Regions from separate parts of the Homo sapiens genome. Here region 1 is linked to region 2. The links are chromatin loops, found by intact Hi-C in ENCODE. Cell type or tissue: endothelial cell of umbilical vein. All regions are shown on one strand. Links, peaks and the distances in the headings refer to the core of each region. The heading gives the core; the rest is flanking DNA.

The links. Peaks named below come from ENCODE experiments on the same cell type or tissue, not always from the same donor. Only the 100,000 strongest peaks of a DNase experiment are listed, where the experiment ranks them.
Region 1: a loop joins it to region 2, with 4 times the contacts of the local background. A loop is called at or near these places in 1 of 110 quality-filtered maps.

What each region holds. Positions count from the first base shown.
Region 1 is chr3:30,290,869-30,293,793 of GRCh38, reverse strand. It overlaps LOC124909358 (a long non-coding RNA gene), which reads right to left and starts at 1,227. Exons shown (of 2, transcript XR_007095854.1): 1 at 1,119-1,227. In endothelial cell of umbilical vein, for the core only: no CTCF peak of the experiment used is centred there; a DNase peak (open chromatin) is centred at 1,383; H3K27ac peaks cover 2,500 bases.
Region 2 is chr3:30,369,565-30,372,489 of GRCh38, reverse strand. It overlaps a transcript of LOC101927995 not described here. Among named protein-coding and RNA genes, the nearest start is that of LINC01985, 150 kb to the left of the region's middle. In endothelial cell of umbilical vein, for the core only: no CTCF peak of the experiment used is centred there; a DNase peak (open chromatin) is centred at 1,349; H3K27ac peaks cover 1,833 bases.

The DNA of each region.
Region 1 (2,925 bases), core at 100-2,599, 79 kb after region 2:
TCCCAGATCTCCTGTCTCTTCAGTATTCATCAAGAATTCACGGCATTCCTGGAAGAGGGTTTTCAACCCACTGACAAAATGACAAGAAGCAGTAACTCATGTTTCAAAGCTATGAATAATTGGGTGAGATACCCAGTAATTTCATCCAAAATAATGAAGGTGCTTATTTTTTGTAGAACAAAATATAACATTTAATTAGAATTTCAAAATCAGAGTCTATTTAGAGAAAGCTCTTCAATGGTTATTCCAAATCCAATTTGTAAAACATAAATTGTCATCTAGATTTAAGTGCTTTTCCATCAAAATATATAATGAACTTGGCTGAGGTTATTTCAGGACATCAGCATGAATATAATTAATATGTGGAAATGTATTAAAATGACCATGAGAAGAGTAAAGTTAAATAATGAAAACTCATAACACAAGGTGGGTTGTCAGGGCTTAGCTTAACATTCATAATATTCCTCAATTTTAGGGCAACAATGTTATTGAACATGAAAACTATTTCACATGACTCTGCAAGTTTAGGTTAAAGAAATTGATAAAAATCACCCATTTGCTCATTTTCTGTAAAAGTGAATATTAACACTCTGAATACCTATTCTCAGACATCCTTATGTGCCCAGGACATAGAACACCAGCAGAAGCAATGCTAAATTTGGGTATGTACTCCCAATGTGACTAGTCTGTAAATCTTTTCAACGATGCAACTTAGCAAGTGCTTTTTAAGCAAGTATTGTTAACACAGTCCTAAGCCCAGCCCTTTGTGCTGTGGGAAGAGAAAAGATGCAGAAAATATTGTCCATGCTTTCCAGGAGCTTACTATCTATTTGAACATACTGCTTGGGGAAAGTGGCCACAGTGTAGGGAAAAAAAACAGTTTTGAAATTGTATCCCATCTAGACCGTGATAAGAAAAATTTTAAATTAAAGACCAAAACTATATCAACAATACTAGAACCTTGCATTTAACTAGTACTTTATCATTATTTTAGTTAGCAATTAGTTATTGAGCATTGACAGGAATTTAAATGTCTTGCCTCATATCTCACTACAGTGACTCAAGTTCAATGTCACACTCAGGAAGCAGCAGCATAGAGTTAAAATATTTCTACCCACCTCCAAAGTCTTTCTCTACCAGAGAGTGGCCACTTATTATATTGTCTGGTCTCAACCGTTCATTCCCTTCTTTTGAGGTAGCTGCTTCCCTCTCCAACATCGTGGTTGTGAAAGGGGTTTCCATTTCTAAAACTAGAGACCCCTGGTCACAAGTTTAGGTACGTGACCCAGCCTGAATCAGTCATTGTAACCATTCCCATTATTGTTCAGAAGTAGATATGCAACCAAACCACAACAATAATAGTCATTTCCTAAGTAATTTCTCTGAGGAGAAGGCAGGAAAGAGTTGTATTTACCTAGCATGATGCAACATCAACGCTGCCTATGGTAATGGATTTAGACAGATGGGAAAATGTGGTGGAGAGAATGAAGCTAACATGCAGTGAGAAACAAAAAGATGGAGATGAGAGGAAAGGAAAGGTGAAAGGAGGGGTGGAAGAGTGGAAGAAAGAGTGTTAGCAAACCAACAGTTTATATATCCATTGGAACTAGTTGCTTATGGGACTAATTCTTTCTACTCCTTCTCATGATTTGCTTATGGGATTAATACATTCCTATTTTTGCTTAAACTAATTTAACTTGCACTTCCTGCTTCATATACTGTTGGGAATCAGTATGTAAAATGGACAGCCACTAGAGCCTCCAGACTGGGTTTGAATCCTGACCTAGGTATTAGCTGATTAACCTTGGAGAAGTACATCACTTCTTGGAACCTCATTTTTTCTCATCTGTAAAATGGTGTTAAAGTGTTTCTCTCCAGCATTATTGAAAGAATTACACAATGTAATGCACACAATATAGTTGATAAAGTGCCTAACAGTGAAAACAAAAAGAATTCAAGTGATCTCTTTCTTTCTTTACCACCCTAGTGTCTTTTCTTTTTTCTGTGTCCCTCAATGCTTTCCACCACCCTTTCAGCTGGTGTTTTTGAGAAACATTTGTTCAGCTAGAGCTTGCAGAGTGATGTTTGAAGTGTCTGTTCTAAGGAAGAGGTGATCTGAGCAGTAGCATGGACTTGTTTCTCCGCTGCTGGTTGTGGCTGTGTTTACAAGGCTACCTATTTTGACATCTGGCAGGTGTCACTGATTTTTTATTTTTTTCCATTTAAAAAGGTCATTTAGTCAAAGACAGTGCTAGAAGTTAGTTTAAAGGGTGTGATGTGTTGGTCACATCGCAGCCAGTAAGAAACGCTTTGTAGGTTATCCACATCTTTTGCTGTCCGTTTCCATATGCAATTCTGGTCACCATATTTTCCAAAGCTAAAATCTGAGATGTGGGCTGATGGTTTTTGAAACCAGGATTACTTCAGGGAGAACCAGGTCCTATGACTAATTTACCTGATTTTGAGGCTTCGAAGGCTTGTTTGAGACCCGTTCCAGAGAACTTGGTACCAGAACGTGGATTCACAGTCCAGCTTACTATTGATACAGGCCTGAGCACCCTTTAGGGTGAGGCGCCTCCTCCTGCCTGCTGTCCTGTCCCTAATTAGTCAGAAGACTTGAATTTGGCAGGAGACGGGAGCCCTGTGTCCACGAGGCAAGAGGGTCTATACTTGGTTTCAATTGACCCCCTATCAAGATTTCAGACTTGCAGTGTGGCCACCTGGCCCTGCCCTGCTTCTCCCTTTCTCGCACAGCTTCAAAACTTTACCACTTTTATTTTAAAATAAACAGGTTGGGAGAGAAATAGCGTCACCTAAGGGGGGTCATGGGAGGGAGGGAGGAAGTCATGGGGGTGGGGCGCTGGAAAGGCTTTTTCCCAGGACTCAGGGTCCTGTTCTCCCTGGCCTCTTCCTAGAGGGCCCGTT
Region 2 (2,925 bases), core at 187-2,686:
AACTTTTTTAAATAACTTAAAGAGTGTAATTGGATTGTTTGTAACTCAAAGGATAAATGCTTGAGGGGGTGGATACCCCATTGTCCATGATGTGCTTATTTCACATTCCATGCCTGTATCAAAACATCTCAGATACCTCATAAATATATACACCTACCCACAAAAATCAAAAATTAAACAAAAATAATTGTATCCCCTAGGAATTGAATTAATAGAAGACTTGGTGTTTGAATTTGATAAAAGTTAAATTCAGGACTTCGTGGCAGTTTTTAAGTGTTCATCAATTTTTTCTGACTCTTTTCCCTTCAGAATTAGAATCCATGTTTCCTCCCCTTAAATCTGGCAGGCAATGACTACCTCAACCAATGGAGCAGGGTTTTTCAACCTCAGCACTATTGACATACTGGGCTACAAAATTCTTATTGTGCATTATAGAATACTTAACAGCATCATTGAGCTCGACTTACTAAATGCCAGTAGCTCCCACCACCTTCAGTTGTACAAACTAAAAATGTATTCAGATACTGCCAAACATTCTTGAGGGTGGTTCCATGCATCCCAAAGGGGGAAGATGGGAAAATAAAATTGCCCCTCGTTGAGAACCACTGCAACCGAGAATGGCGGAAATGAGGTTACATGACTTCTGAAGCTAGCTATAAAAGTCACACAACATTCTCTTGATTTTCTTTGGATACTCACTCTGAGAGACACCACCACTCTGAAAATCTAACGACTCTGAAACTGCCCTGCTAGGGAGGCCATATATACACATTCTGAGTAACAACTGCTGAACCTGGGTGCCAGCCCCAGCTGAGTCTTTTCCAGATTCTTGATCCATAAAATCTGTGAGATAATAAAAATTGTTTTACCCTGCTAAATTCAGGATGATGTTACAGTGGTAATGCTTTCCTTGGTAATGTTTTATTGTTTTCAATGGTAATTGAAACATAATCATTGGGAAATTGGAAGAATATAGTTTACTTACGAAACAGGTTTTACTTGATTATACGTGTAGCTTATCAAATGATTAGCAGATACACAGGCGCCCACAGAATAAATTCTTTACACTCAGTTATATGTGCTTGTGGTATGCTGAGAAAATAAGAGCTGGTGTCTTAAACTCGTTCTAGTCCTTGTTGTTTTTTTTTTCTCAAGAGAAAATATTTTGAAGATGTAAGAGTTAAAGAAAACATCTGGTTTATGGGAAAATTATAAGAACACGCTTTCCCCTACGACCTTCCCACCACTCCCACAGTGGCACATTAGCAGATTCTCAGACCTTAGCAACAAAATCAATAACAACAGGCTAACATAATTACTCTGTAGAGAGGGCAGATTGTGTCGGTTATTACTTTATTAAGCAAAAACAACATGTGTGAAAGAACAGCATCCTGCAAAGACGGAAGAATTGGGAGAATGCAGGAAAGAGGGCAAGGCAGCTCATAAATATGCTGAACTGAAGAAATCAGGATCACACCCCAGAATGGCAGGAAAATGAATGTTTACTTTTTCTGGCTGATTATTTGCTTAGGGATACCTCAGCATTTCTAAAAGATAAATGCCTTGGCTGTGGTTCTATCAGTCTGCTTTATTTAATTTCACAAAAGCGAATGCTCAAATGTTAAAATATTTGTTCTCTTCTCACTTGTGGTTTACTTCATTTTCTACTCAAAGTGGAATGACCCTTCAAGGTAATGTTTGAAGCATATGAATTACTTGGTGTTCATCTGGCACTGGTTCTGTGATAAGTTCTTGGCATATTTTCATTGTTTTACAAAACACCTCTGGGAGGTGTTTGAAGTAAAGTGATTTGTTCCCATTCATCTTGCTCAAGGAGGTCAAGATAAAACAAAGATTTAGAACCTCAAATCTTCCACACAGCCCATGTTTTTCCTCTGGCTCTTCACCACTTGGGGTAAAAAGAAGCATCTCATGTTGGAAGTAGGCTGCTTGTTTTCCTGTTTACCCTCAGATCGATTTCCTGGTCATTCCCTTCTTTACCCAGTACCACAGAGGGCAGATCCACCACCTGGATTTCCCAGGTTCCCCTGCCATCTGCTTCTGACTCTGCTCAACCAACAGGAGACACTGGAACGAGGTTGAGGGGTGGAAGATGGAAGAAGCAGCCAGAGAATTTCTTCCCCTCTCTATTCTTCCTCAGGGTAGCATTTCCTCCATGGTCCCAACTGTTGCCAGGTAACTCCAGCCATGGATCAAGTTCCAGTCTAGCTCTGCAACCACTGTCTCTTCTTTTTGTCCTTTCTTAGGGTTAGTAACAGCTAATATTCCAAATTTTGAATTTCGTCTAATGAACAATATTACATAAACTCTTGTTTTCCTAACTGGACTGTAACACAGGGAAATCTAGCTCCAACTGAAGCCCAACTTGAGATCTAGATATTGTATGTTACATTTTAATGAAATATAAAAAGCATCGAAATCTTTATATTATTTCATAGTATATTGATTGACTTTACAGTTTAGGTCAGAAAGTTTTAGAGTAACATAATCCTCTGATATGTTTCCTATGTATCTTAAATAAACTTTATTGGGGTATAATTTACATATACTAAAATGCATTAAAGACATCATCCTTCACATTTCTTTTTTTGAAAAGTCTTTCAAATGTTTTGCCCAGTTTTCATTGGATTGTTTATCGAAAAATCACTCCTGTACAGTTATGGTTTCTGGTTCTGCATGTAAGGAGCTTGAAAATTGCTACTCCCTCCTTACAACAAGTAAAAAGATGAACAGACTGAAAAATCAGCAACTCTTCTTAGATCCATAAGAAAAATGAAAACAGAGGGTAAGCCATTGCCCCCCAGATTACAGAGGCAGACAAGTGAATAGAGGAGCCTCAACTTCCTGGAGCAGAGACTCATAAGTGGAACTACAATGGGAGCTGGTGCCAGGGTAGGGAGACCT